2 separate regions of the Homo sapiens genome follow, and region 2 is linked to region 1. A link is a loop called in an ENCODE intact Hi-C map of the cell type or tissue named here. Cell type or tissue: heart left ventricle. All regions are shown on one strand. Links, peaks and the distances in the headings refer to the core of each region. The heading gives the core; the rest is flanking DNA.

Region 1 (16,174 bases), core at 9,798-14,797:
TCAGGACCAAACACGGCCCCTCAAGAGCTCAAATGAGTTACAGTTTGGTAATTCAGAAATCTAGGGATAGGAGAAACCCACTAGATAAAAAAGCAGAGGAAGAAATATTGATTCATTTAGTATCTTAAGTGAAAATCCACAGACCACAACAGATAATAGCATTAAGCCCTGGAGCCAGGATCCCTGGGTCAAATTCCTAGCCCTGTCATTTCTTAGCTGTATCACTTGGGCATGGTTTTTCACCTATCCAAGCCTCAGTTTTCTCAGCTGCAAAATGGGGGTGGAAAGACATATCTTCTTCATAGAGCAGTTGTGAAAATTAAATGTGTTAATACAAGCACAATACTTAGCATAGTTCCCACAAACCATGTGGACATGAGTAAAAGTTAGGCAATGAATTCTTCTAGTCTGTGTTTTAATTCCTGAAATGGTATCTGCTGAACATCTTAATATCTAAAAACGAGTCAAAGCTGACAAGTTACTTTCTAGGGAGCCAAAATTCTAGAATGCTGCCTTCTGCTATCATGTTCCTTTTCTTTCCTAGAGGAAAATACAAAACAATTAATTCACAGTGTGTGCTCTCCTAAAAGAATACGCACAGAAAAGTTAATGGGCAATAACTCAGTGAACAAGTTTTGTCAAACGTGTTTGTGAAGAATTTCATTCTGAGAGTGTATAAGGGAAGCATGCTCTTACGACAAGTATTTTAGTTAACTAAAAGAATGAAATTCAAAATTAAGAATTAATTTGGCTGTGAATTCAGGTTTGACATTACTACCATTCTTACGTAGAATCAGAATAGCAAGTTTCATTTGTTCATGCCATCCATTATTAATATTAAAAAATTAGTAAGTTAGAGTATATTTTTGTAGAGAATGAATCACAAAGAGTAGACATCATCTCCCCAGCTAGTATCTCATTAATAAGGCAAAAATTTATAACATTTCTAGCATAGTGACATTTTAAACACATAATTATATATACTTTGTTTAGAAAATGCTCTAACATTTTATAGAGGTGAGTAATTAAGCTGTTATGACGACATAAAGAATGAAAAAAATCTAAAGTATCTGTTAAAACAAACTGCAGCAGAAATAGAAGCTCAAGAAGTTAGAAATCATTTTTAAAACTACCTTTTATAAGACCTTTTAAAGATGTATCTACTGAAAATGATGAACTTTAACCCACACTTAAACTTATGGTAATTATATTTATATTTTTTAAGAATCAAATTCTAAAAATAGATCTGCTACATCTAGTATTTTTCCATTATTCTTGCTGTCTTTAAACACACCTTCACAAGCTGCTGAACATAATGCCTTTCTGACTTAATCAGAACCTCTCCCATGACCCAGGAACGTTCAGTAAATAATGATTAAGCTCCAGAGGTAGCTTTTGCATAAGTTGATTTGCTTGAATGCCTATTCACTTGGGGACACAGCTTTTAGCACTGTTTTCAAATCTTATCACCTAACAGTGAAAGTAAATGTTAAAGGATGTGGGGGGAACTATACTCTGTTTAGTTTTTCTCCATTTTAATATTTCTTTGAAATTGCCATTTTTTAAACTTGTTCTACATTTATATGCCAGGCAGACAATTCTGATGTTTGGATGTCTGTTTCCCCTTCCAAGAGAAAAAAATCAATATACAAGAATGCAAAGAAGATGTTCATTAATGCAACTGTTACCATTCCACAGTCAGGAAAAAAAAAAAAAAAAGGTGGGGGGAGAAACCAAAAATTCACAGTGTTTACAATGGGAGAGTTTGGACAAATGTTACTACTGTATTAAACACACAGTTTTCCTGAAGAAAATCCTGTTTTATTCATAACAAAGCTGGGCTGCAGTCTATCTTGCAATCATAAATCAAGCTCTGCTCTAACTCAGATTTTTCAAGCAGTCGCGGTATTTTTGTCATTATTAACTTAAGACCAGTATTCAATTTTAAAGGAGAGGGCAAGGATATTGGGTTAGCATTTCTATCTACCACCCCCACCCCCACCCCCAAATTAGTTGTTATCCTTGTCATAGCCACCTACCAGAGGTTACAGCTGAAGCTGATTAAAGCCAGTGAGAAGTAACAGCTTCAGTATTTTTAACTCCCAATAAACCCTTCTCTTCCTTTATCCTCCCCCTTAAAGAGAAAAAAAACTGCTCCTCTTAAGTGGTCCCGGGATTATTTCCAGAATAAAACTTCACTTACAGATACAAGCTTTCAAAGGAGCATGGCATGAACATCTGAACTCTAAGCGCCTCCATCTTTTTTCCTTTAAGGTGTTCTGCAAGCCCTTGGCGAAGAGTGAAAGTCAAAGTTAGTTCTGGCACTGGCTGTGTCACTAGGGGTGGCTCCTGATAAGGCCCTGGAAACTCCAATCCAAACACAGCTCTGTGCTAGAACGGTGCCTGGTTTCTGTCTGCAACAGCAGACCTGTTTAATCCAGTACCTACTGTACCTGCAGGACAAAAACGCTGCCTCACACCACAATGAGGGCTACTCAAGGACCCAGGCACGGCCAGGGAGGCAGCCCAGCAGCCAGGCAAGCACCTCGGGAAGCTTATTTAGCCTTACCCAGCTCCGGTACTGGCTGAGGCTTGCAGAGACTGCACATTATTAGAGAACTTAAAAGGAGAGGTAATTTCACATACCAGTGAATTGTCAACACTTACTGGAGTCACAGAATCTAGGAGGGAGGACTGTGGAACTGCTTGTGTCCCCTCTCAGTTTGGGAGCTCTCGGGCATCAACTCATCACACAACTCTAGGTGTTTTGCATCTGTGCACAGGCATTTTTGGAGCTTGATAATTGAATATGCCCTCCTTGCTGACAGGCTAGAGATCCAAAACAGCATTCCTTACCCTCAGACCCCAAGAATATTAGGAGGGTTGTCCTTGCCCGGTTCTGGTGGAAGTAAAACACAAACTGCTCCTAATTATGGCCACCATCTTTCAGGACACACAAATCGTTAGGCCATAAACTGTGTATTCTTAAGACTGTCATCCAATCTAATTCTGAACACATTGGTATACAAGAAGAAAAAACAGCAATACATGTTCTCAAAAAACACTTTAAAATGCAGACATGACAACATCAATATTATCAAATATTCATGCAGCTCCTACAGGACTCAGCACACCAAAGATGCCCTACAGAGTTGTGAAAATATTGTATGTATGTTTCTCCCTACACACAATTCAAAGGTCATAACAAAGACATCTGACACTGACTAGCTGCATACACTGGGCAAGTTACTTCACCTCTCTGTGCCTACATTTATCTCCAAAGTAAATGGTTGGAAAATAATGCAACCTCTTCAGCCATAATCAAACTCAAATTACGTGATATAATGAAATTATCTTTTTTTTTAACTTCCCTCTAATGCTAGGAAATATCTAGCCAGGAGTCTCGGCCAAACTATTTCTGGTTCTGTTTATTCTCTGCTCATTTTATTCATTCTTTCTTTCTTTTGTTCAATAAATATTTATGGAACACCAACTGTGTCCCAGGCATTGTGTAAATTCGTGGAGTTTACAGTCTAATGGGAAACACATATTAAATAATCACATAAATATGTAATGAAAAATGTCATAACTGCTGCAGAGAGGTGAAAAAGTTAAAATTTAAGGGTCAGGAAAGGCTTTCCTTAGGCAGGGACTTCTGGTCTGAGATCTGAGTTGGGGAGAGGAGGAGTATAGAAAAAATGCTTTCCAGGCAGCAGTAACAACATATGTAAGAACTATGAGGTGGGAAGTTGGCAGGCAGACTCACTATCACTGAAGGACATAGTATGAAGGAAAAACATGGTGCCCGTGAGACCTACACAGTGACCAGGACCAGACCATGAAGGATCTGGTAGGCCAGGGAAAGGTCACTGATTCTGTTTCAAGATGAACAAGAAACCACAGAGAGATGGCAAGCAGGGGAACGATGAGCTCAGATTTGAGTTTTTAGAAAGGTCTCTCTGGTTGCTATGTTGACAGCCAACTAGAAAACTGTCAGAGTTAGCTACTGCAATAGTCCTGGTAGGAGGTGATGGTAGCTCATGGGAAGGGCAGATGTGCAAAGTGGAGAAAAGTGGGCAGATTGCTCGTAAAACTAAGGACCAATAAATACGATTAGAGGAGAAAGTTCATCAACAGCAGTCATTGAGCACTTTCTACATGCCAGGTACTGTACCAGGTATTGGGGTAAACAGATGACTAAGATGTTACACTATTTATCTTACTAACCTATCCCACCTCTCTTTTCCTGCCTCTAGCACAGTTTGGCATGAAAATCAAGAACATAGATTCTGACGTTTATTTATCCAGGTTCAAATCTCACCACTTACTAATTCTATGACTTTGTACAAATTTTCTAAACTTTCTGGGCCCCAGTTCTTTCACCTGAGAAAGGAGAAATAAGTGACTACCCATAGGTTATTGTTAGAACTGAAAGAGATGACAAGTAATGTGTTCAGCATTGTCTCTGATGCATAATAAACGCTCAATTTTTAAAAAAGCTCTTACAATTATAATCATGGTTAGTGCTACCTGTCCTGTATTAATATTGACCAATCTAGAGAACTAAGAGAAATGAGACAGAGTGAAAAAAACAAATGAAAAATCAAGAAAGTGGAAGAGCAAGAAATAAAGAAAGGATAGGGAATAACCATATCAGAAACTTTAAGGGATAATTTTCTAAAAAATCAAGCCAGGGACGGTGGCAGATGCCTGTAATCCTAGCTACTTGGGAGGCTGAAGTGGGAGGTTTGCTTAAGACCAGGAGTTCAAGACCAGCCCAGGCAATGGAGACCCCATCTCTTAAAAATAAATTTTAATGAAATAAAATAAATAAAAGTTCAAGCCAGATTTTCTCTCTCACCTTAGGCACTATTTAAAGCTGAGTAAACCTACAAGGCACTCGGGTACATCTTAGAACTGAAACTCTGATTTATTACATGCTCACACACAGGGAAAATCTGTACCCTCCATGAGTTCTCAAATATTGATCACGAAACCAATGGTATCAATTCCAGCCCTTCCCGAAGGGGACATAATGTGGTGCCAAATATTCCCCTGGCAGGTTCAGCCAGTAACATCACCTGACTTTTTATGTTGGACAATCCACCGCCTCAAGAAATATTTCTATTGACAATTTACACCAGTACTTTAGAAAGATCTACCTTACAGTACAGTTCTAAGGGAACCTTCTTGGATACAGCAATGAAACGTCCACTAGCAAATGGACCAAAGCTTGGCTTAAATATGAACACAGGCCACCATATACAAAATTCATGAGATGTTACGTGCATTTCCCAGCACTAAAATACTGCTCCTCAAGTCATCACCCAAATTAACGAACACATGTCTTCTGGATATCAAGAACCATGTCCGTTTGGTTTAATGTTGTATCCCTAGAACTCAGCAGAATAAACAGTCCATGGCTTGATGAATATCTTTAAAATGAATCAACGTAATATGTAAGCAACTGTCTTGGGCACATCTGTACTATTCAGATGTGTTTCCTGAGTTTGTATACATATATGTATATGCATATGAACACACACACACACACACAGAGGGAAAGAGAGATAGAGAGAGATACCCAAATCCTAAGTTTAAACACAGACTAAGAATTTGTAGTGTGGTTGGGGAGGAAAAAATAATATCAGAAAAACTAAGCACAAAATGCAGAATAAAAACATCACCAGTACTCCAGTGCTTCTGCAATAATAAGTACTACTCTTTGCCCTAAATTGCAGCAAATCAACTACAGTCATCAGAATTCTTACTGACCCTTTAAAAGCTGAACCTTAACTAAAATGGGATTTAAAGTAATCAACCATCCAAGTGACAGCCAACTTTTTCCTTGGAAGCTAAACTGGGTTTCAGAATCTTTTTGGAAGGAAAAATTCAATCACTGCTTTGAACAGGTTAGAAAAGAGATAAGGGATTTTACTTGTTATCCTGTCCAAGACTTAGCTGAAGAAAAGTAATGCTACTGTTTTATCATAGCTCAAAATTCTTCTTATTTTATTTAGGCATTAAATGTTTTATTGCCCAGCCCGAGCACACCATATTTTCTTATATTCTTTCTTTTGATAGTCATTTTTCTTTCCAGTAAACTCATACTTCTACTCAATAGCCCCACAACAGTTAACACTTGAGAGCTTACTATGTGCTGGGTCCTATGTTGGCCCATGAACTACACACAATTTAAGAAGCATCTACTTGGTCTTGGAATGTTTCATTATGATCCCAGCCAATGGTTCCCCAACCTGTCTTCCTATCAGAAGCACTTGAGGAGCCTTCTCCTTACCCCACCTCCTTAAAATAAATACAGGAGATTTAAGAAGTATAAAGTTCAAGGATCTTTCCCCAAACAAATGAGTGAGTGAGATTCTGCAGGGGTATGGTTTAGAATTCTGTGTTTCTAAAAAATGATTCTCATAGGGGTCTAAAGTGAAGTCAAGTCTAGAAACCACTAATATATAATATAACATTATAATATATATAGCTATATATAATATTATCTATGTAAATGGTCTGTTAAGAGTGGCAGGAAAATACTCAAGAATGGAAGCTCCTTTTATTTATTGAATAAAGAAGTTACTCATACATTTTAATTCTTTAAAATATCCATGTGGAATGTTCAATGAAAGCCTTATTGTGGGGTAATTAAAGAGTTTCATCAAAGTAATAATGAAACTCACAAAGTACTCTCAAGAGTAACACACACATCTCTTTTGTCCAGATGGCCTCACACTCACATTCTGGGAAAAGTCACATGCCACCGAAAGGCCCTTCAATCCAAACATTTATTAGTTTTCCCAGCATGTGTGTGAGAGGCACTGTTCTCAGCGCCATGGGGAAGACAAGGATGAAGATGCAAGAGGCTCTGCTTTCCAGGCGTTCACTCCAGAGAAACCCAAGACTCACACTCACATGCCAATGGGAAGAGGGTACAGGGAGGACAGAATGCTAGAGCCCTCTTCTCTCTCCTCTGCAACTCCTTCCCTGGCCTGGCGCCTCCTGACCTGGCAGATGATGTTTTGCAGGTCTTATATTTCTTCCTCAGAGAGGTCTTCCCAGACCATCCTTCCTAAAGAAGAAACATCTCCTTTTGTTTTGTGCTCTTGAAGCAAGCTTCTTTCTTTTATAGCACTTAATTCAACTTGTAATCCTTTTATTTATCTATTTGTCCTGTGTTCTTAAGGGCAGGTTCCTTGTACTTACCTTTTTCTCAGTGCCTGGCACATAGTAAGTATTTAAATATTTGCTGGATAGATGGATAGAAGGAAAGAAGAATGCATGAATGACTGACAAAAATGAAAAAAGGTCAGATAAGGAAGGATCTATGAAGTATAATTTGAGGGTAGCATTTAATTAATTATGAAGAAAGTCAATAGTCATAAATGGGATATACAACTGTGTACTCTTTATTTGCAAGCTTTTAGTGGCTGAGCACAACTCACTTTCATGCAGAAAGTATTGGGGTACAAATTTGCAAGGAACTGGTCCAGCGGCTCTAATTTGAAACCATCACAGCATGACTGAAGAAAATTTTTAATGACTACCTACTTGCAGAAATAACTGTGCAGTAGCACTCACTCACGTTTATCTCTTTCATCCTGTTTCTATTTTTTTCTCCTACCAAGAACAGATCTGCCTGTAACAGTGATATTACAGCATCCTCTCAAAGACAGCTCATTGTCCCCGGAAACCAAGGAAGCCCTTCAAGGTTGAAAAGGGAAATAAAGAAGAGACTAAGATGACCCCACATAAACCTGATTGGGATGCAGCCCAACATTATTAAAGAATGGTTAAGATATTTATACAAACATCCAGAAGGAAAAATTAAATGTTTTTAAAAACTGTTTCAAAGAATCTGTCCAGAGGATAAAAATATAGTCTACAAAGAGGCATCTCAAATTCTGTCTAAAGTGAATTTTTTTTTTTTTTTTTTTTTTTTTGAGACGGAGTCTCGTTCTGTCGCCCAGGCGGGAGTGCTGTGGCGCGATCTCCGCTCACTGCAAGCTCCGCCTTCCGGGTTCACGCCATTCTCCTGCCTCAGCCTCCCGAATAGCTGGGACTACAGGCGCCCGCCACTGCGCCCGGCTAATTTTTTTTGTATTTTTAGTAGACACGGGGGGTTTCACCGTGGTCTCGATCTCCCGACCTCGTGATCCGCCCGCCTCGGCCTCCCAAAGTGCTGGGATTACAGGCGTGAGCCACCGCGCCCAGCCTAAAGTGAATTTTTAAGCAATTAACAAACAAAAATATATAAAACATTAGCATGACTCTTTAATATAATAATCAATACCACGGATTAATCCCTTACCTTAAACTCTTTGATATTCTCTCAGTGTTCATCTCAAAATAAATACTTGTTCCTGCATTAAAGGTTATGTAGAGGCTTTTCTTTGTTATCTATAAATGGCAACCAGTATTTGCAATAAGAAAACTACAATCTAGAATATAAACAGAGTAGGTGAGACAACACAAAGTTGGAGAGAACACACTGATGAGATTATGCTGCTTTGATAATATTTTTAAATGAGAAATTTAGTAAAAATGCAATTTACTATCTTATCAAGGTAAGTAAACAGGAAAAGATAAGGCCGTCATCAGTGTGGGGGACAAAGTTATTCACAAGATGACTTTACAATAAATAAAATCTCCACATCAGCACCTGAAAATCATGGTGTTTTTATCTCAATTTATGGGTTAACTCTTTACTCATTTAAAAAGAAAAATGTGGACATATATTTTACTGTTAGTAACTTTTTTTAAGTTATGAAATATTGAAGGACAATAAGAATATGAATGTCTCTGCCTATCTTTTAGGGGTGTTGTGGATTGAAACAGGAGAGTGCATCACCATCATCTTCATCTACAACATCAGTTTCTTTCTTCTTCCAAGCAGGAGTCAAGGTATTATAATATTTTAAAGCAACATGCAATTCAGCTGTAGAAGTGGCCTCCATGGACCACCTTGGCTAAGCTCACAGCCGCTGAGATGAACCCACCCTTCCCTTGATTCCATCTCATTAGGAGATCCCAGGACATCAGCAGTTCCATGGACCATCTAAATCCATTCTGGTCCAAGGAGGAGCCAGAAGAAGGGACTGAGATAAAGAAGACAGGGATATTCTGCCATCTAGATTTTATAGTCTATTCATATAAATTAAATGTTTGTATTCCAAAGAGTGAGCAGAAGGTAGAGAGACACTGTTTCTTGCAGACAACGATGCCATTGTGGAAGGTGGTATGGAAGTCACTGGTGTGCAAAACCTCCAATTTGTATAAGATGTGGTAAGGATCCAGGGCAGTGGTTTCAACCTGTGGGAAGCAAACTTCTGAGAGGTCTGCTATTTAATAAATGTGTCACTCCTATGGATATAAACATGGCACCATTTTTCCAACTGGAGACAGGATAGTGTGGTGATTCAATGCAGACACACACACCACCCTTCGTATCCTAGTTTTACTCTGGGTAAGGCATTCGACTTATGAGTCTCAAGATCTGCATCTATAAGATGGGAATATTAATACTACCTATTTCATAGATTAATACTATGATTGAATGAGATAAAGTATGAAAAGTACTTAACATGGTACAAGAAAAATAGCACTCAATCAAGGTGACACAAGGAGCGAGGACTCTATTTCAAAACATTGTTAGGTAATGAAAAGTCAGCCCTTAGAGCCTCAAAGAACTTTAAATTCTAGGGCAAATAAAAGTTATTATTTGGAGACAATGCTTAAGGTAGTTTTGAATTTTGATATCTTAAGAGGTAGTCCAGATTCAAAATACATGTAAGTTCAGGAAAGGTATAGATAAATCTGTGAATAATATATTCATAGTGCATAACTAAAGACTAAATATTGATGGTATCTGTAACTTCTGATAGTAGACAACAAACTCTGTCTTTTCAGTGGTTGTCTTAGCTACAAACCAAATTCTAGTCCAGGAAACCTTCTGCTCTGATTCAGTGTGTCAATCATAATTTTTGTTTATATTTTTTCTATGTAAACATACCCAGGAGTCACACAGGAAGTCGTGTATTTAAATAAGTAAAACTATAAAAAATCAAACCTCTTTATGCTAAATAAATCACCTTATGTTAAATTTTTGCTAACAGTCAAATTTCTCAAACTTTTAAAGCATCTCAAAACTTACTCTCATACTAATGACATCCTGTTACAGTTATGCTGAGCAAACAGGATTTAAAATGAGAAAAATAATATTTGCACAAAAATCCTTCCTGTCTGTTGATTAATCATAATAAACTCTAATCAATCATAATAAACTCAATGCACATTAGCTTTCTGCATCTAATTGACACTCTAGGGAGTCTTACCTATAATCAAAGTGTATATTAATGTTGATAGTAAAATATTCAAATAACCAATATTTTAAATTAATAGTCTGTAATTCCAATGAATATTACCATGAAATAATATAAAAGACAAATTAAATCCTTACTTAAAATATTGTCATGTGTTCTTAAAAAAATAATGCCTAAAAAAACTACTAAATTCTCCCCTTAACATTTACTACATATTAATTACCTGCCAGATATAACAGGTAAGGCTGGTAATACAGATATAGAGAATAATATAAACCATAATTTAAGCTTATCTTGCTCCTAATATCAAACAATATTGGTTCATTTTTAAAAGATGTTAACAAAATCATGAATAAAAGAAGGAAGAGTCAAAATTATTAAAATCCATTCATCCACTAAACAAATATTTATTGAGCACCTCCTATGTCCCAGGCACTGTTCAATAGGCTTAAGATGCATAACTGATATATCATGATTATTAAGAGAAAAATGTTCTGGGGTAATGCTGAATGCTCAAATTATTTATTAATTTAAACAGACAATGTGAAAATTGAATGCATTTGCAACCTTTAAACACCATCTACAATGATATTCCCATTAACAAACATGTTTAGTTCCTATACTTGATCTAGATCACTGCATTTTCATTTATTAGCGTGTTGGGAAAGAAACATGAAAATTTGAAAAAAAAAAACCATGAGATCACGTCTCTGCCTTATGTGAAAAAAGAGGAAGGAGGAGAGAAGAGACATGGAGAATTGTTTATCATATTGTCACACTGATAACTGTATCTCATATTTGCATATCATACCCCATGTTTATTATTAAACAAATCTTTTTTATTTAAAGAAAGAAACTGGGGGGGGCAGGGATTGAGATATGAGTATCCTGTGCAAAATCAAGAGGTTAATGTGCCACAGGTCTGGAGTTTGAAACTCCAGAGCCCACACTTTCCTCTCTATGGTTCTCTGTTCCAAGTTTTTGTAATCTACCCAATGAACACAAAAGCAAACTAATTCTAAAATTAGAACCTTGCACTGGAGTTGCCTCTTTACTTGTCTGTACCCCACACTAGATTCTGAATTCCATAAAGGCATGAACCATGTCTGTTTAGGTCACTACTTCATTCTTTCACCACATACAATTCCAGACACAGAGAAGGCACTCAATAACTATTCACCAATAGGTTAAATGATTAATTAATTGACCATAATGGCTTCTCTTGGCCACCTCTAACGATGATCTGACTTAAAAAAAACAAAAACAAAACAGAACAAAAAACACACACAAAAAAACAGAGAATGAAGCAGACTTCCCTGAATATTATACCAAGCATGAATTCAATTAATGGCATTTACTAGAAAGAAACAATGTTTGTCCTCAAATAATTTAATCTAGTTAGAAAAGAGACTAAGAAAATATGAGATTACAAGGAAGAAAAAAAAAGTAACCCAACATATCAACACAATTTATACTTCTTAATAGAAGAAGAAAGTTCTCAAAAAAGGAAATAATTTTTCAAAAAGGCTTTCTAGGGGAAACAAGGTCTTTGGAAATTTGGGGGAGAATGATAGGCTTCCTTTGAGAAACATGGTAAATCTTGAGCAAAAGTTCCCAAAGTGTGGGATACAAGATGATCTCAAATAGAGATGTACAGACTTCACATTAACTAAGCATGGAATCACACAGTGAGAAGGGCCCTTTCAAATTTCTTCCATCTAAGGAAAGTCTCTGTTTGATGCTAATATGTCTTCAATCTCTCAACACTTGCCCTTTGTTCACAATACAGGTCAGACCTCAGACACCTGCCGGTCCAGACAATATACCTAGCAAGAATCTAACAATTTTCTTTCAATTTCATTATATTGATTTTAATACCTATTTCCATTCGTGGCTTCCATGTATGATAACATTTCCTTTAAAACATGTAATATTTAAAGTTCCATGTGGTTTTTGCAAGCAAAAGTAATGAAGTTAGCATGAGAATAGCTAAAATTTAGGAAACATTGATTGAGAGATATAAAGAATGTGCTAGAAACTTTCAGTGGAAACGAGATTAAACACAGCCCCGATAGAGTGGCCCACTCTATTGTGGTGAGAGGCTAATAGCTACAAAGAATTTCAGTCTGATAAAGAAAACCATGTAGGGTTCTGAAATCACAGTAAGTGAGCCCAGCCCCAATCTCTCACTAACTGTGGGAAATGAGCATGACTCTCAGATATGATTCCATACAGAAAAAGTGGGAAGCTGGCCAAGTAGGACTGAGAATATCACCATGGAAGTTACATGCTGCGTTTGTTGATAGTGCCTGTAAATAAGACCTCTAGCCCAGGGGAAAACAAAACAAAACAAAAAAAATCAAGGCTGTCAGAACAAAATGTCAGGCATGCTACAGGTTGATGCTTCGATATATAAAGACCTCTCCTCTAATGCTGTGAAGGTCACTCTGGCCTGTGTTATCTCCTGGAACATAAATTTAGCTTACAGTCCATTTTTGTTTTGGTTGTTATCTAATTTCATAATGAAGTACCAAAAGAGATTCCTAGTACAATTTTTCCCCCAGTATTAGCTATATAGTACTTCATACACTAGATGGAGCCAGCTTTATAATGCTTTGGGATTCGTGAGCAGGTTTTGTGTTGTACTTGAAAAAAAAAATCATTACACAAAGTTACGGGAGAGCTGTGTGCTAACTAAATATACTTTAAATGTTTTAAATTTTCATTTCAGAGGTCAAAAGGCCCTATCATTTTAGCATTTTCTATAACTCTTAAGCTTAAATTAATATCAAAGTATCAATAATACTATAAAATGTGTATTTCAAATATATAAATCTTGTAACTCATTGGTATTTAACTTCTTTATTAACATGTATTTATTATTATAGATTTTTAAACTGACAATTTCAAAAAGATATGTACTTTTTTTTCTTTAAGTGTTTTTTTTTTTTTTTTTTTGCTTATGGGAAATGGAAGCAATTTTTAAATGCAATGCAATGAGCATGATCATCTCCCTTGGACTTATAAAGACTGCCTCTGGATTAGGAGGGGTTTAGGGCAAAGAGAGTCACACGTAGGCAGAATGTAGACCATGAGAGCAGAAAAGTAGTCCCTGGGGGGCGGGGGGTAAAACTGATAACATGCTTACAACATGAGGGGGCTGGTCTCCAGGACCAGTAAAAGTCAACTACCAAAAGACAAAAGAAAAATACCACTGTTCACAGTCACCAACCTAGGGCTGGGATGGGGCAGCAGGGAAGTACTAAGAGGAAGGTAACTTCTGTGATTCTCTCCAGTCAGTCATGGTAACTCACTGCCTTTTCACTGAATTTTAATACTTTAGAGGAGTAATCCTCAACAAGGGACAATTTTGTCCCCATGGGACATTTGACAGGTCTAGAGACATTTTTGGTTTTTGCAAACAGAGAAACAAGTGCTACTGGCATCTAGTGAGTAGAGGCCAGGGATGCTGTTAAACATCCTACAATGCACAGTATGGCCTTCACAAGAAAGAATATCTGGCTGCAAAGGTCAATATTGCCCAGATTGGAAAACTCTATTGTACAATAAGCACCTCTTTCATACAGAAGACAAAATACAGTCAGCCCCTCTGTATCCATAAGCTCCACATCCACACATTCTGCCAACCATGGATCAATAATATTAAAAAGCAAACAAATAAAAACAATGCAACAATAAAAAATAACACAAATAAAAACTCAATATAGTATAACAACTACTTACATGGCATTTATGTTGTACCAGGTATTAGAACTAATCTGCAGGTGATTTAAAGTATATGTAAGGATGTACATAAGATATATGAAAATACTACACCATTTTAAATCAGACACTTGAGCACCCATGGATTTTGGTATCCAAAGGAGTCCTGAAACCAATCCCCCAAGGATACCAAGGACAACTGTAGTTCCACCTCATTGTAAACATTAAATTATTAACAAAAAGTTTTAAGTCTATGGGACACAATACATGATTTACTTCAGTCTATCACATATGCCACAATATTAGGGTCAGTGGGTCCAGGGATTAATGATTAAGAGGGAAGTGATCAGCTGGGCTCGGTGGCTCACGCCTGTAATCCCAGCACTTTGGGAGGCTGAGGCGGGAGGATCACGAGGTCAGGAGTTCGAGACCAGCCTGACCAATACGGTGAAACTCTGTCTCTACTAAAAATACAAAAATTAGCCAGGCGTGGTGGCGTGCACCTGTAATCCCAGCTACTGGCAGGAGAGTCACTTGAACATGGGAGGCGAAGGTTGCAGTGAGCTGAGATCACACCACTGCACTCCAGCCTGGGCGACAGAGTGAGACTTTGTCAAAAAAAAAAAAAAAAAGACGAAAGAGATCAATAAACTGAGGAATAATATTAACACAATGCATCACTACACATCAGTAAACATGAGTGATATGCCTTTACATGGATAAAATCAAGACAGATGTGGAATGAAAAAAGAAGTCACATAGAATCTTGCCTTATGACCCCATTTATTTAAAGTTCAAAGCATAGTTTAGTGATGTAGTCAACGATTCTAAAAGTGTAATGAAAAGCAAAGGAGTGATTAGAACAAAAAGGATGATGGTTAACTAGGTAGGGAGTAAAGAGGAGAATGCCTCAAAGATGAGGCTTCCAGAGGGTTCTATTTTTTAAGATGGATGGTGGGCACATGGTTATTCATTTTATTGGTCTTTACTAAACGGACAGGTATTGCTTTCTATATGTATGATATATTTAATAATAATAATATTGAATATTGTTAGTAATGAAAAAGTTAAAAAATAAGCCATATAGGGAAGTAAAGAAATGGATACGGCAAGTATAAACTACTCTTTAAAGACATTAAGAAGGATAATAGTGAATTTTGGCATAATTGGCTAAGGTACCACCAGGGTCAGAGGTATCTCTTACTCTTCCTTCCCCTTAACCCTCTACCGAACAGATGCTTATCACATCTTATCTATCAACCACCATCTCTGTTCTCACAGATATTCTGACATGGTGAAACTCTGGCCTGGACTACTAGGTTGTTCTGACAACTTCCCCCAAAATATTATACACCTACTACTAGATAACACTTCCTAAAGCACGATTTTGCTGTTTTCAGGCAACTATGGTCACAAAATTAATGGTTCATCACTATACAATGAATGAATTTTTTTTTAATGTTTTATTTAGACTAGCAATCAAGCACCAACTTATCCTTCTGGACTTATCTATTGTAATGATTCAAACCAATATAAACAACTTATTCTCTAACTCTAGCTGTACACTCTTGCTTGGGGTGTTCTCTTGCCTGGAGTACTACTCTTCATGCACTCACCATCCCTATCAAAAAAACACTACGTATTCTTCAGTAAAATGAAAGGGAGATGTATTACCAAATGTTGGTGAAGAACAGAGCAAATGGCACACTCAGATGCTGCTCCTGAAGGTGTAAATTCACAGAAAGACTTTTGGAAAATGGTTTGCAGTATCTACCAAAAGCTGAACATGTGCATGCCTCATAACCTAGTAATTCCATTTCTTAACCCAAACCAGATAAATTTATATGTGTGTTCACCAAAAAGCATATAGCAATAATGTTCATTGCAACACTGCTCATAATAGTGCAGAACTCTAGGCAAACCAAATTCCCATCAACAGTGGAATGGATAAATGGTGATGTAATCATACAATGGAATATCCTATGAGAATGAACTACTGCTACATACAAACAAGGGATAAATCTCACATACATAATGTTAAGCGAAAGAATCCAGATATGAGAGTACATGCTGTATGATTTCATTTGTATGAAGTTAAATAAAACCCAGACATGATTAAT
Region 2 (16,174 bases), core at 6,198-11,197, 82 kb after region 1:
AATATCACTCCAAGGGAAAATCAGAATTTCCACCTCCTGGAAAGGATGGAATAAGGTCAAAAGGTGTTTATCAAGGGAACTGGTCTGTTCCTCTCATCCTACAGTACATTATACTGAAAGCAGTAAAAATTAGATGAGAATAATTTTTCTTATCACTAGTAGGAAATTATCTGGTGATGTTTAGGACTCTATTCTCATCTCTGTTAAGGAAATGTGTTAATTTTTATGTTCTCTGAGGCATGTGCAAAACAAAAACACTCACCTAGAACATAATCCCCTCAGCATTTGCCATTTGTAACTCCAATTAAGAGATTAAATATTCCTAGATTTACTGAAGTAGATAGTAATAAAGGATATTCAAAATTTATGAAAGGTCTGATGGTTACTTTGAAAGAACTAAAAATCCTGAGAAATAAGTATAGGTAGAGAATATTTAATCAGGGAATGCTCCAGAAGCAAGAAATGGCCTACAATAAAACAAGCTTCAAATAGAGAATACTGCCATGTGCAAACATTGCCCTAAAAACACACCCTCTGTAATGCTGCTTGGGTTTAGAAATCAGACAGGACTGGGTTCGAGTCACAGCTTATCACTTAATTAGCTTTGTGACTTTGAGTAACTCACACAACCACACTTAATCTCAGTGTTCTCATCAATTAAATGGAAGAATAACAGCAACTAATAGACTTGTTGTGAAGATGAAATTAGATAATGCATGCAGAGTCGCTAGCACATAATAAGCATTCAATAAATGTTAGCTACTATTATTCTATTATAAGGGTCAGGTGTATGGGTATAGGGCTAATTTGGCCTTGGCATCCACTGATTGATAGAGATGATAAACAAAAATTAAGAGCTTATGAAGCCACAGGTCAGGGGGCCAAACAAGTAATTCAAAATGGCTCATGCCTTATTTAAAAAGTCAGCTGTACAACAACCTCTCTAAATTATTATAGCAGACTGAGATTCTTATAGGGCAGGGCCTCTGTGTACAGCCACTCAGGCTGTGCACTGCACAATGCCAGGGGCTGCCATTCCTAGGCCATGATCTGAGCATGCTCTCTGCAGTTGTACAATGTTGCAAACCTGTCTGGAGTCTATCAACTACCTTCTGGAGATGTTGAACCCTAAATCTTTAGTGCAATGAACTGTGTTAGTGTCTGTTCCAAATGAACTTAGGAACTCATCAACGAGACAGGCAATCTATTCTGGATCCTTCAGGAACAGAGCTCAGTAAAGGGGTAGAAAGTACATTTAGAAAAAAGCATGCCAAGCCTTCGACAAGAGATATGCTGTTCCTAACTGTGTTGGAATCACTCAAATTCAGAAAGCCTGAACAGCAGGGAGCTCAGACTAACGCCTGCCAACACCTGCTGCTGTGGCTAGGAGGTACAGGGACTGCTTGGGAACAGAGATCTTGTTAAACATAGAGCTTTCACCCTTTTCTTATTTGCATAAGCAGTAGGACCAACCTTTGGGGGTGTCAAAATCTAATGAGAATTTGATCAGAGTTAATGGCCCTTTATCGGAAAAATACAGTATACTCCCACATTTTGTACACGTTTTCAAAAATCTAAGCAGGGATGACTTCATAGGCATGAGATCTATGCAGGTGCACAGGGCCCTGGGCTTGGTTTAATGCTCGCTGGTGTCGTCTTTACAATCATAACAAGGGGCTCCACATGTTCATTTTGCACTGGGACCTGCAAATTTTGCAGCCAGTTCTGAGTCTAAGGAGAACAAAAAGCGCCATGATAAAGTACATTTTAGTTGCATGTATTCAGGCTAATAAACATTTGGAAGTCTTATGTAACAGACTTTATCTGAGGGGCTCTTTTCTGAAAAGATACATGATTATGGACCCAACATTAACAACCTGGTCACGTATTTGAAAAGAACATGCTCACCCAAAGCAGAAAAGATCTGTCTTATCACTTAATAGTATTATTTTTTAATGAACTGGACACCAAATAGCTACAAATGAATTATGCTTCCAAAGGAAGCCACTGTATTAACAACCAGGTTTCTCCAGAATCACAGTTACTACTAAAAAAAAAAACAAAACTCACTATTATGTGGTTTTCTAAAAACTTCAAAGTAACATGAATGCTAAACAGGAGAATTTGCTATGTCCCTCATTTACCTTTGATAAACAGTGTCACCAATATCTAGACATCTTGATTTCAGTGGTAGGTTGTCTCCAAAGATGGTCACCAATGGACAAGGCCTCCCATCATTCATGCTTTGTGCAGTCCCTTCCCACAGTGAATCTGGTCTGGAGCAACTTGCATTAACTAACAGAAAGTGGCAAGAGTGATGTGCTAGCAACTCTGGACCTAGCCTTAAGGAGACTAGTAGCTTCTATTTATTCCCTGTTGAAACAATCTATAAGGAGTTCTGAGCTAACATCTAATTAGTCTGGTTACCCTGCTAGAAAGGCCACATGGAGAGGCCACAAGAGGTCCTGAAACCAACGGAGAAAGAGAAAGTTATAGCCATCTTAGAGCCCAAGGCAGGCTTCAAGATGTCTCCAAATCCAGCCATCATCTAATGGCAATTCCATGAGAGACCCCAAGCTAGACCAGGAAAACTGCTCCCCAGTCAATTATCAGAACTATGTGAGATAAAACAGTTATCTCTTTAAGCCACTCAATTTACCCAGTAATAGATAACTGAAATAAGCTCTAAACATTCCATCAAGAAAACAAAGAACCCACAGGGTGAATCTAGCTCACAGATGACTGCTCATTGGCATGCATCTTCTTTGTAATTTTATATTAGGTAACATTTAAAAATTGAGAGATTTCACAAAGAAATTTAGATTTCTGGCATCTAAGAAATCAAAACACCAGCCACACCGGACCTATAGTCACAAATGGTAACAACCAGTGGTAGAATAGTAGTTATCCCTCTAGACAGAACTCACTGTCTCGTCCAGCCTAACATCGTTTCCACGTGGCCCATTTTCCTTCAGTTGCATTGCCCTGTCTCTATTAGATCATCTTTTAACCCCTATAGTACTTACCAGACTGCATGGCACACAGCTGACCCTCAATACCTCTTTGTTGAGCAACTACACAGAGCATCAGCTTCTCTTATCAGCCCCATATTGCCAAATATCCCTTCTTCCCAATCCTATTGTTATGCCCCTACTCTCAGATTATTGCAAGAGCCTCCCAAAGGTGTCCTAGCTTCCATGTTCTTTTTCCAATCCATTCTAGTCCACAGCTACTAGGACAACCCACTTAACACAGACTTCAGCATATCATGGATTTCCCTTTAAAAGACTTCAGTTGATTTACCGGTTGTGAATTATACTAAATGTTACTACTGGGTGACACTGGATAAAAGATACATGGATATCTCAGTACTTCTCACAACTGTGTGTTAATCTATAATTATATCAAAATGAAAATTTTAATTTTAATTTTAATTATATATATTTTTTGACCCCCAATTTCACTTCTATCGACATTAAGTTTCCGTGAATTTTTAAGTCTTCAGTTGCTCCCCATCACATACAGAACAAAGTTCAAGCTCGCTCAGCCAGAATTTCAAGGGTCTCCTCATTTTGACCCTTATCAGAAACAGTAAATCCTGAAAACTTCTAATGTACTTTGCACACTACATGTGTGTGATAAGCCTGGGGCCATCCTCCATTATCCTGTAAATCTTCTGCATTCTCCAACATGGAGTTCACAATATCTCCCAGCAGAAATTAATCTTTCCCTATTCCACACCCCATCATATTTAACTTGCACCTTCAGTGTGTCATAGCCACCCTTGTTTCAGAGGCATTTTTGTGTATGTTTGTAGTAAGGATGTAAAGACTGTCTCCTGCTCTTATCCCAATTTCACCCAATTTCACAGAACAAACCAGTTCAGAGAAGTTAAAGAAAATCACACAGCATCGGGGTACACCTTGAGATGTCTCTTTCCAAAAATCTCTGCACCTTCTGCTATGCCTCAGAATGACTGTTAGCTAAAACAGTCACCAACAGAATTCTGCAAACATTAGGTGGTGAGACTATCTTGAATTAAACTGCAGCAAAGGACAAATATTTGCACTTCATGATACCCCGAATAATGTTACCTTCAAAAAGAGTGAATAAACATTTCCCTTCTGTAGTTTTAAACACAGAATAATTATATTCTTCACAGATCAAAAGTCATCATAAAGGGTATGACATTTTCCATCATACATTCCCTGCTTTTACTTGCACATCAGCCGGCGAACACCAAATGGAATTTTCCGCACTTGCTCGAAACCCAGAGAGGTCCACTGAGAATTTAGTAATAAGGAAGATTTGGAATAAATCTGAGAGAAAAAAAAATGGTTTTTGCAAGTTGAGAATTTTAATCAGGGAAAAATGTATTTAACATACTTTAAAGACTACTCAGAGCTATATGTGTTAGAAGGTATCTAAGAAAAATATAGTCAAACTTTAAGCACACTTCATACTGTATATGTTAATAAGAAATCATAGCTTGTTCTCCCTTCTTGATTTACACTCTTCTTAAAGTGTAAAGCAGTTGTGATGCCCAGAGGAGCGGCAGCCATCTTGCAACCATGAGGTGACAAATATTAGAAAAAAGTCAAGACAAATCACTGAGATGCTGGTTCTGACATCATGGAGCCACTAAACAACGGCAGTGATTACAGAGCCCTGGGCTTCTTGTATGGAGATAAATAAATCCCTATTTGTTTACACAACTGTTAATTGGCAATTTAATTTCATGCTTGAAAATGCAAACCTGACTGAAACACAGGTTCTACCCCAAGAACCAGACTCGTTCTAAAACAGTCAAATGACTATACTCATCTATTATACCCCATAAACATCCATCTACTCTACCACATATAGGAGGAAGAATTAATATTCATCCTCCCCAATCTGTTTTGTCTACCAAGAGCCTCATCTCCATGAACAGCACCATTGTTCTAACCACCTGCCCATGTGAGAAATCTAAAAGACATCCTTCCCTCCTTGCTCTCTCTTACCACTTAAGTCCAACGAATCACCCACCCTACGATTCTCCTTCCCTGATATCTCTCAGCTCCACCTCCTCTCCATCTCCACAGGCAAGTCCCGAGTGACCCCAGCTCTTGCCTACACTGCTCCTTATTGGTTTTCTTTGTCACCATCTCCTACAATACATTCTCTGTGGCACCGCCAGAGTGATCTTTCAGTAACACGAATAGAATGCCCTCCCTCCCACTTAAAACCTTTCCATTCCTCTCTATTGGCCTTCTAATAAAGCCCACCCTTCTTACCATGGCTTAAAAAGTACTTCATTCTATGGCCCCAGTGATACTGAACTTGAATTTATCTTCCCTTCCAGGTTCCCGCCTTCCAACCATGGCATACTGTTATCAGAGATATGCACATGCCTAGCGGAAGTTCCCCCATATATTTTTGATGGGATAACTTGACTTGTCCTTCTAGATCATATAATCTAGGAATTTCATCAGCACTTCCATATTTTGACTTGAAAGGATCTGACATCCAGGCCTTGATGCGACCATTAGCACTTCTCTGCACACCTGACTTCTCAGTGCAAGCTCCCACCCTTCATTAAAACACAGAGGACTTCAGGACCAATGCTACTCAAAGCCCTGCTTTTCTCAAACATCATTTGTACTCTGTATTATAATCACTGTTTTTTCTTCCCTAGTCACTTGAAACAAAAAAGGAAGTTGAACTTAAAGATATATTGCAAAACAACACACAGGTTTAAATATGGATATTGTAGCAACAATGACCCAAATGACTAAAGTGGAAAATGTTACCATCACTGGAATCAGGACTTATTCATTTCCAGTGATGCCACAAACAAGATATAACATTGAAATTTAGACCATGTCAAAACTTTACTCCATGAACATAATCTCAGTTAAGATAGGAAATAGACTTGACTTAAACACAGTTTATATGATGACTTTTTAATTTTTTTTTATTTTGGAAATTTTAGTTCCTGATGTTTCCTATGAGTCATTTTCCATGAATATAAAACTGTCCACCCAACACTGACCCTGACTAACTCTGATCTTTTGTGATCTGCAAAATTGCAAATGCATGATTATAAGACTTTTACTGGATATTTTTCAATTTGCTGAAACAGCTCCATTTATAGAAATACACCAACAGTAACATTACTCTCAACATTATTTTCTACATATTAATCCTTTTTATTTCCACAGAGTGTTTGTGGAATTCACTTCGAATATAAGTTCTATATAAGCCAGAGGCATATTCATAGTAGGACTAAAAATAATGGAAATAATCATAGTAATGGTAGTAGCAATTACAAGAAAAGTCTTTGCTATGAGTAGTGAGTATTTTCCATGTTCCAAATCCTATGCTGAGCACTTTACATATGCATTATCTCACCGATTTCTCATAAAAATTGACATTATAACTAGAATCATCCGCATATTACAAAAAGAGAAAATTGAAGCTCAACATACTTGGTACATTATGAAGTCTGGTTCAAGAACTTGCAGACTAACTGTCTGCAAGACCCAGACTTCTTCATCGCAACAAACGTATATATAGCACTTACCATGAACCACAAGTTGTTATCAACACTTGACACATACTAACTCAGTTAATCTTCATAATAACCCTATGTAGCAGGTATTATTACTATCTCCATTGTGCATATGAGGAAACTCAAACACGCAAATGTCAAGTAACCAGCCCAAGATGGCCCCACCCCTGAGTGCAAGTCCAGGATTCAGAAGCCAGGCCCTCCAGAGTCTGTGCCCTTAACTATTATCCTATGTAGTGTACTATCCCCTACCTATAAGGCATTTATAATGTGCTGGGCATTGTGACACTTTTCATATATTATCTCATGAAATCCTCACAATAATTCTGAAGGTAGCTGGTATTTTTATCTCCACTTTACAATTCTGAGGCTTACAGAAGTTAATTCAGTGGCCCAGGGTCACACAGTTTACAAGTGCCACATTGGTGAATATAAAGTAGCAACTTCTAAGTTTCACTCTCCCACTTCCCTAGTTATTTTCCTAAGGCATGAATGTCTGGGAAATAGCATGCATCAGATTTTCCACCTCTTTAAAACTCTTCAGTTCATATAATTTAGGGTGTGACTATTCATAGATACCTTTGAGCTAATCTTCTGGGAGCCAATGTAACCGCAATGCACACTGCAAAACAATGCACGCTTTCTCTGTAAATTAAAAATGCCAACCGAGCTTGGGAAAAGCCCATCTTTTGATATGAACAATTAGGGCAGTTTAGTTTTAGAAATAAAGAAAGTCCACTGTTCCTGCTTTTCTTTTTTACACACAGTAGGTAACTCTGCTCTTTCTTCTACAAAGAGTCCCAGTCAGTTTTCTATGCCTACCCTCTTAAAAGTTCCATTACACAAGCCAAAACAAATCCCTCCAAAAAAGGATTATGAATCCTATTAATGAAAAGTGGTATTTTCTCTATTCATTTTTAATAAAAAGAATGGGGGATCCAAATGGCATTAAAGCTCATTTCTGGAAACAGAATTAAGAAATAAAAATGCAAATATTGTAAAATAAATTGACAAATCACAGCCCCTCGTGTCAAGCCTATACCAATTAAAGAATGCTGATTTGTGTGTATCATTGGGTTTTGGTTTTTGCAGAGACAACCCTTAATAAAATTCCAGAAGGCCACAGACTTGGTGATGTTAGAGACAAGAATCACATCTTCTGTATCCTCAATAATACACAAAACCAATAACAGTTGTTACCCTCAGCTGAGACAGGCAGAGACATTTCACATAAATAGGTGAGAGAAAACCAGTCTTCTTTCCAGTCATTTACCCTTTCACTTATGGAGTCATACACTGCCTATCTGTGTTACAGCCTGGCTTAACCTCTGAGAATAAAATGGAGAACAAAACAGCTGTGCTCCTTGGCCCTTTGGAGTAGGGAAACAAACACTGAACATACGGATGCATATAGAATAATTATGTAAACAGCATGAAGGATAAGATTAGGAAACCATAAAAGAAAAGCATGGTAACCTAATTCAGATGAGGGGCAAGGAGGTGGGTTGGGAAGCAACCTTTAAGTGGAGACTAAAGGATGAGTAGAAAGAAAACAGAAGAATGGCAGGAAAATGTTCAAGATGGCAGGAAGAATGTGTGTGAAGGCCTGAGGTGTAAAATAACTGAAAGGAAGCAATGCAATGTGAAAGTCAAGGGCTCTTGGTTCCTGTTTCCAGCGTCAACTTCTGAACCTCAGTTTCCCCTCCAGCTCTAACAGTGCTCATTGGTATGGTCATTTGCCCCCTAAGCATTACCACAGGACAGCTGAGGTGCTAACATGCTAGCCTCCTCCTTCCGAGAGCCACGGTGCTGGTAACCATGGCAACTTTCCTCAGCAGCAAGGCCTCTAGCACCCCACACCCCAACATACACAGGGAGCCTCAGTTGAAGGGGAAAGTCTGGGAAAGTGGCAGCCCTTCTACCTCTTGGAAAGTTGCTTCCAGAATCTTTGACCTGGAAACTTAGAATACTCCTAGGCTGCCCAAGAAGCCAGTTAACAGAACACAAGGAATACATTGCGTCAGTGGATAAAATGACTAGGGCTCCACGTGACTCCCAACAGAGTTCATACTGGAGGCCTGAAGACAAGGTAAGACTAAAGCAATACTTCTCCACAGAGGAAATACAGAAACTGACTAGCCATCCTGCTACCTGGGGTACCAGTCTAGAAGGAGCACTATAACATCACAGGAAGTAGAAGAAATATTCTGGTGGAAGGGAGAAGATTAAGATGTCCAAAGGACATTCTTGAATAATAAAAGACGGTCCCTAAACCATCTTCTAATAAGAGTTACTTACCAGACCTTGGTGTGCCAAACATCATGATGCAACTTTGGGGCAGAGCCAAATTGCTCAGGGCTGTAGAAGAAAGCCTGCCAGGCCTCTGGCACCTCCTAGCATGTGTGGCACTAGGTCTAACTGGTTGTTGAAAATATTAAACATTTTTAAAGGATATTGGTATGAAGACATACCTGAATATTAGTCTGCCTGTGCTCCCATGGGCCTGCACCTAGTCATGGCTTCTGGCCCTCTTTTCTGCCATTAACACCATTTTGTAGGGTACTGTCTTAACCAGGACTGTCTCCTCCATTAACAACACTTTATGAGTTACTGTCTTATCCAGGAATCTCTCCTCCTACTCAATTCCTTAAGACGCTGTGTCTTATTTATCACTGTATCCCAACTGATAGCTCAGTGCAATACTCTACAAATCAATTCTATTTTCTATAACAAAAAATAGTATTAAGGCTAGTGATAAAGCTTATAATCTGTGTTTACCCTTACCATTTAGCCTTCAAGCAACCTTTAACATCAATATATAGAAGTATTAATGCTTCATAGTTTTCAATTTGAGATGTTTATGGAAAATTTTTTAAGTAAATAAAGCACAGAAAGATAATTTACAAATCTGTGGTCCAGCTATGCATACTCAAGGAGAAATGTAATCAGCCATACACATGAAATACTCACAGGAAGGCAACTAATCCAGGGTAACAGTATCAAAACCTGGAAGGTCATGAAAAACTATCCAACCCACAAGCATTGTTTTATAAGAAGGAATAAAATTGAAGCTAAGGATGCTGAATTTATTTGCCCCTACCTAGTGACAAAACCGTGGTTTACATGATCTCCAAATTCACAGACCCCTGTTTTCCCCCACCACACTGGGCTGCTACCTGAATTAATCAGATCATGCTACTCCTTTAGCTAGAAATCTGCAACGGCTCCCAATTTTTAATGAGTAAAAGGCAAAGTCTTTGCAAACCCTTACAGTGTCTGCCTCTGCCCCAATCCCATTCCTTCACTGACCCCACCTCCTGCCATTCCTGGAACTCCCCACTTTGCTCAGCCTGGTCCAGCCGCTGTGGCCATGATGCTGTTACTGAAGTAGACTCACTCCTGTCCAGATACTATGTACTTACTCTTCCTTCTGTCTGCTGTGCTTTGCCCCCAAATACTGGCATGACTCCCTCATCTTCTTTGGGTCTTTTCTCAAATGTCATTTTCTCAGTGAGGCAGTCCTTGTCCACTCAGTTTTAAATTACAAGTCACCCCAAACCCAGCCATGCTTTATCGTTCTCTATAACACTTACCAGCATTTAGCATATTATGCATTTTACTCATTCACATATTTATTTCTACATCTGCTTGCCCATGTAAGTTCCATGAATACAAAGATTTTCAACAGTTTGGTGCCCTGCTGTATTCCTCATACCTAGACAACTTCCTGAAACATAGTAAAACCTCAATAAATATTAGCTCAATAAGTGGGTGTATGGATTGATGGATAGAGTTCAAGAGTGGCCCAAATCCAGAGAATTCAAGAGCTGTGAAACGTTTGCTAGCATCTGGCAGCCCATAGGAAGCAGCTGGTGGCATGGGTGTCATCTACTATCACTATGTACCCACTTTTAACTGACACTCACTGATACTCCGCATGGAAGTCAGTAAACTAAGGAATGAAGTGACATAAAGACTTGTCAAAGCAATCCCTTTTAAGGCTGCATGACTCTCTGGGTTAAAGAGTGAACTAGCAAGTAAATAATTTTTATCAGAAACAAGATGCTGTCACATGCACAGAAGTGGAAATCACTTCTAAATTGCTTCCCTGTGCCCCTCAGCTTAAGACAGAAAAGGATGGTTTGCTTAGATTGGACATCCCAAAAAAGAGACTAGACTCCAAAAACTTTCTGGCATGAACCAACATTTGCCATTAGGCCTGAATGGCTGGCACAGCTGAGCCTCCATGCACCATTCTAAATATAAAACATGAAGCTTCAATTATAACTTAATGACAGATATATAAAGGAAGATATTAAGAGTGCCCAAAAATAAGGCAGTAGGAACCAAGGGTAGATATTAAAACTACATAATATTTGGCCTGGCCATCAAGGAAAAAAAATTAATAACATTCAACCAGACCCAAACTAACATAAGCAGTTTATGCTCTTTCATGTTTAAGAACCCAATAAAGGTTTGCATCCAGGCTACTCTTACCCCACCAGTACCTGAAATAGCAAAATCATCCACAAAGAACAACTTGTCCAAACTTAAAAGACATACATCAATCCTAATTGATGAAAATTAAAAACCAACGATCTCCAAATGCATCACCAATTTCCAGTCTAATTTAGAGCTTTATAGCCCAACACACACATAAATGGAAAAGTAGAAAAGTTTTCCATTCCCAATCTTAGCAATCCCTCTCATGCATCAAGCATGCATCGCGATGGCAGGCTACCCAGTCCAATTCTCTACACACATCTGTTAATCAACATGAACCCCATGTCACATTTTAATTCATTTGCTAGAGAATTTGGGATGATTCAAGTTCTGAATGCTGGTGCCATTTTTAAATGGCATTAATTTCACATGGAAGTATTTCAAAAAAACAAAAAAGGAAAACTACTAGAACTGTTGAAAAATATTTTAGCATTTACTGCAATGGTAACACTTACTTTCCAGTATTCTCAATTTCCTTAGCTAAATTTAAGAGGGCTATAGGTATTCTCTTAAATCTATGATGGCTGAAGCAGCTATGTGTGTGTTGCATCCTATCTGTAGAATCCTCCCCGTTCACTAATGACACACTGCTGGAGAATCACTTGGGACCATTCAAAACCATTAAGGCTATTAACTCTGACTTGGGCCAAGTTTAATAAACAAGTGTCATCCAACAGGAAATGAGTTAAGCTGGCTTGTAAAGTCATTTAAGCAAATACTCAAAGTCAGAGCGCCTGACAAGATGCTTCTCATGGAATTCTTTTGCTGTTGATTTTGCCCAATTTAAATCAGAGCTCACTGGAAGTGTTCATTTCAGGAAAAAAAAAAAAACCCATGTTTAAACGGAGTAACTTTCAGTTGGTTTAAGTGACCACCTAAAAGAATTCCTAAATGTTGCCCAAGTCTCTCTGGCTGTCTCATACATAGCAACAGCAGGTGCACAATAAATACTTAGGAAACCAACATGGAATGAATCCAGGTCCACCTACATAAAATCAAGTTTCTGATCTGGAAATTCTAGATCATAAACAGTCACACATGAGAGAAGCGGTTGCTGTCAGTTACGGTGGTGCTGTATATATTTTTGTCATGTCTAAGTAACACGTGCATTTCAAAATGTGGCCACCTTCGGATACTTGTTAATGCTAAGCCCACACCTAGAACATTTCATTTCCCAAATGAAATCATTCTTATCTTTGAATAGTTCTCTCACATATTACCTTCAAAGAAACCTGTCCTAATAAAAGCCATTCCTACTCTACTTGGCCTCCAGATTTAACCACTTCCTACATTCAACCATCCTGGGACCTAGCTTTACTAGACTTCAATTTTGACCTTATTTATCTTGCCTTTTGTCATAATTGCTTCTTGCTTTCGTGCTCCATTAAACACTAAGGTTTTTGAGAGCAGGAACTCAAAACACTTTAAATTCCTCTCTCTTCATATGCAGTTGCTTTTGCACAGTCAATACACAGTAAATGCTGATTGAATTGAAAGGATCTCACTCTTAGAATGCAATTCTCTCAGAGTCTCCAACTAGTCTAGTAGCTTAAAGACCAATCCTACTTAAAAATTAACTTGAATTGTAAGTACAACAAAATCACTCCAAGTTATTAACCTAACCATTGAAGTGTTTATTTTCCTACTTGGAAAACCAGGTCAACCACAGGGACCAACCTACCCTGGATAGGTGACTCTAAAAGTAATGAGGTAATTTCCTTCAAAAATGACAAAGCTTTCAGGATTCTCTGGAATGCATACCCATTAATGTGTCACCATTAATCATTCCCTTTAGGTAAAAGCAACACTAGAACATTTCAGAATTTTCAAGCAACATCATACTATATACTCAAGTATCAACATAATCTCAATTTGATGGTCCCATGGCTTACACAGGGAGAAGGAATTAGGAGGTAGATTTACCAGAGATACTAAGAAATCTTTTTTCAAATTTATGAAACTATTTCTATACTTATGCCCCAAGGATGTTGTTCACTGCATTTTTATAAGCATACACAAATATCTATCTGAGTGAAAAAATGAATGAGAGGGCAAAGGAGTATGTTTTACTACCAAACTAGCATTGCTAGATTTAGCAAATACAGAATGCCCAGTTGAATTGAATTTCAGATGAATAAAGAATATTTTTTAGTCTCGCTATCCCATGAAATATCTAGAACAAAGTTATAGTAAACAATTATTCTGTATCAGAAATCCAAATTTAACTGGACATTCTGGATTTTATCTGGCAACTCTGCCCCAAATTCAGAAATTGCATTATTGAGTCTCCAGTTTAAAGAAAGAAAAGGCACTGGCACATGCCTGTGGTCCCAGCTATTCAGGAGTCTGAGGCAGGAGGATCAGTTGAGCCCAGGAGTTCCGGGCTGTAGTGCACTTTGCTGATCTGGTGAGTGCAATGAGTTCGGCATCAATATGGTGACCTCCTAGGGGACCACCAAGGTGCATAAAGAAGGGTAAACCAGCCCAGGTTAGAAATGGAACAGGTCAAAACTCCCGTGCTGGTTAGTACTAGGATTGCACCTGTGAATAGCCACTGTACTCCAGCCTGGGCATCACAGCAAGGCCCCGTATCAAAAAGGAAAAAAAAAGAAATCACATAGCAACGACTACACTTTGTGAAGCCCTAACTTTCAGAAAGAACAAAATAAGTAGTCAAAAAATAATAATTTTTAGAAAGCTCAATATAATGATGGCAGGAAAAATAGTTGAGTAAGATATGAGTGCTAACTAGGTGCCAGACTACCAAGATGAAAACCCTATGTGTGCATAATCTCATTTAATTCTTGCCACATCCTTATGAGGTAGGGACCATAATTATTATTATCATCATCATTATTGTTATTATTACTGTTATTATTATTTTACAGATAAGAAATCCAAGATATAAAGAGAACAAGTTGCTCAATGTCATACAGTAGTACAACAAAGACTCAAACCTTGGCAAATTTAACAAAGGACTTACATGCTTACCCACTACTTCATTTTACAGGTGAAGAGAGAATCTTAGTGATTTGCCCAAACTCACACAGCCACCAATCAGTGCAGCTGAGATTCAAACCTAGAACAGTCCTACTCCAGAGTTTTAGTCTCAACAAGCTATTGCCTCTCCAAATCATGCAAAATGGGACACATGCCCTCCCCACCTACATCAGCTGCAATTACCATCCTAATAAATTTGAATGCTTCATCTTTAAAACACAGTGCTTGAACTTACAATGGCTTCCTAGGAATTTGTATCAAACCCATTCAGCTGAATTTTGACTCCACATTATTATAAATGATTCTGGGTTGGATAGGGAATGTGAGGAAGATTTCTATTAGGGGGAGGAATTTGTTGTTACTGCCATTTCTGTACCAAAACATCACTTTAAAATAAGCCACTTATCTAGTGTCTACCAGTCTTGCTGCCTCAAGGCAAATTCTTGCTTCTGCACATGAATTCCAAACACCGGTAATAACCTGGAACACAGATAGAATGGCTAATCTGAAGCAGCCACCAAAGCCAAATTATGTATGGAAGACTTTTCTTCTTGGATCAGGAACTCAACAGCCCGGATTCTTCCATGTAAAATATCATGTTCAGAAAATATGAGAAGATATCTAGAACTTTTCTTGGAGCAGATTTACTTATGGGAATCCTCATATGCCTTATTCTAGATGCTTGTCAATCTATGGAGTGAAGACAGGTGTCTTTTATTAGGGGAGGAAGGTGTGTATGTGAGCATGTGTCTGTGTGTGTACATGCAAGCATGCTCCATATAAGGCACAGACCTTGAGGTTTATCTTCTTATCTAACTTTATCCTCCAAAATTTCCTATAGAAAGCAGAGAACATGTTGTCAGACTATAAATTAACTTCAGGAAAGGAGGGGAATCTGTGGAGAGCATGGACCCTAAGAATTTTGCTCATGCACCTTATAAAGACTACTTAGTAATCAATCATTTTCTTTTTGCTTGATTGTGGGCAGAGACCATGTCTACTTTACACATGATTGTATTTTCCAGGTGCTTGGTACAGAACAGGCATCCACCTACATGATAAAGAAATGAACAAGCAGTCACTTTATTGTCAGCAGTAAGCAGTTTACATATAGCCTTACTTTTGTCCTCACTGTCCTTGAAATCTTTAACAAGGTTTTTACCCTCTTGCAATCACAACCTATCTTCAGGGCTGAACGATGCATGTGTATCATCGTTCCTCACAAAGACAGTTCAGCTGGAACCATCCTAACTGGCCTCTGTGACACCAGCCCTGGCCACCCTCCAACCCATTCTTCATTTGGCAGCCAGAGCACTATTCCTCTGTATGAAGCTGGCCGCACTCCCTGGTGCTCCAGCCACACTCCGTGCTTAGACTGTCTCAGTGCCACACTATGCTGCACCTCCATGCCTCGGTCTACCTGGAATGCTTTCCTCTCATCTGTTTGACAATCATTTTTTATTTTTGTTTTTTTGTTGTTTTGTTTTGTTTTGTTTGAGATGGAGTCTTGCTCTGTTGCCCAGGCTGGAGTGCAGTGGCGCAATCTCGGCTGACTGCAACCTCCACCTCCCGGGTTCCAGCAACTCTCCTGCCTCAGCCTCCCAAGTAGCTGGGATTACAGGTGCACACCACCACACCTAGCTAATTTTTTGTATTTTTAGTAGAGATGCAGTTTTATCATGTTGGTCAGGCTGGTCTCGAACTCCTGACCTCAAGTGACCCACCCACCTCAGTCTCCCAAAGTGCCAGGATTACATGCCCCTCCATCTTTTGTCTTTAAAGGAATAATTACAGACCTAGCATCATACTTATGTCACTTTGAGTTACAAGAAGGCAGAGCCCATGAATTACAGGCTGGCCATTTATCAGTAGCATAGTGCTGGCATACAGGAGGTGCTCCATAACTGTGCCCCAGATGGAGACATGTGCTTTGGAGAGTAAAAGTGAAAAACTCTGCTAATCTAATTATATCTTCATATCTTACTCCACTGGAAGAATACTGTCTAGACCCATTCATTAAGTTCTATCTATTAATATATCTGCTAAATCTACCAGAAAAATTATTGAATGGAGGGATAATGGTGCATGCTGTTGTCTCTATTGTTTAAATGAACATCT

What was found. Peaks named below come from ENCODE experiments on the same cell type or tissue, not always from the same donor. Only the 100,000 strongest peaks of a DNase experiment are listed, where the experiment ranks them.
Region 2: a loop joins it to region 1, with 2.4 times the contacts of the local background. A loop is called at or near these places in 6 of 110 quality-filtered maps.

The regions. Positions count from the first base shown.
Region 1 is chr3:69,852,376-69,868,549 of GRCh38, reverse strand. The region is part of intron 1 of MITF (melanocyte inducing transcription factor); the gene reads right to left. Among named protein-coding and RNA genes, the nearest start is that of MITF, 120 kb to the right of the region's middle. RefSeq lists a cis regulatory region at 2,357-2,458 and a promoter at 2,272-4,474. In heart left ventricle, for the core only: a CTCF peak has its summit at 12,918 (motif pointing right); no DNase peak of the experiment used is centred there; H3K27ac peaks cover 1,893 bases.
Region 2 is chr3:69,766,963-69,783,136 of GRCh38, reverse strand. The region is part of intron 1 of MITF (melanocyte inducing transcription factor); the gene reads right to left. It also overlaps the pseudogene RN7SL418P. Among named protein-coding and RNA genes, the nearest start is that of MITF, 36 kb to the right of the region's middle. RefSeq lists an enhancer at 12,521-13,720. In heart left ventricle, for the core only: no CTCF peak of the experiment used is centred there; a DNase peak (open chromatin) is centred at 8,916; H3K27ac peaks cover 1,376 bases.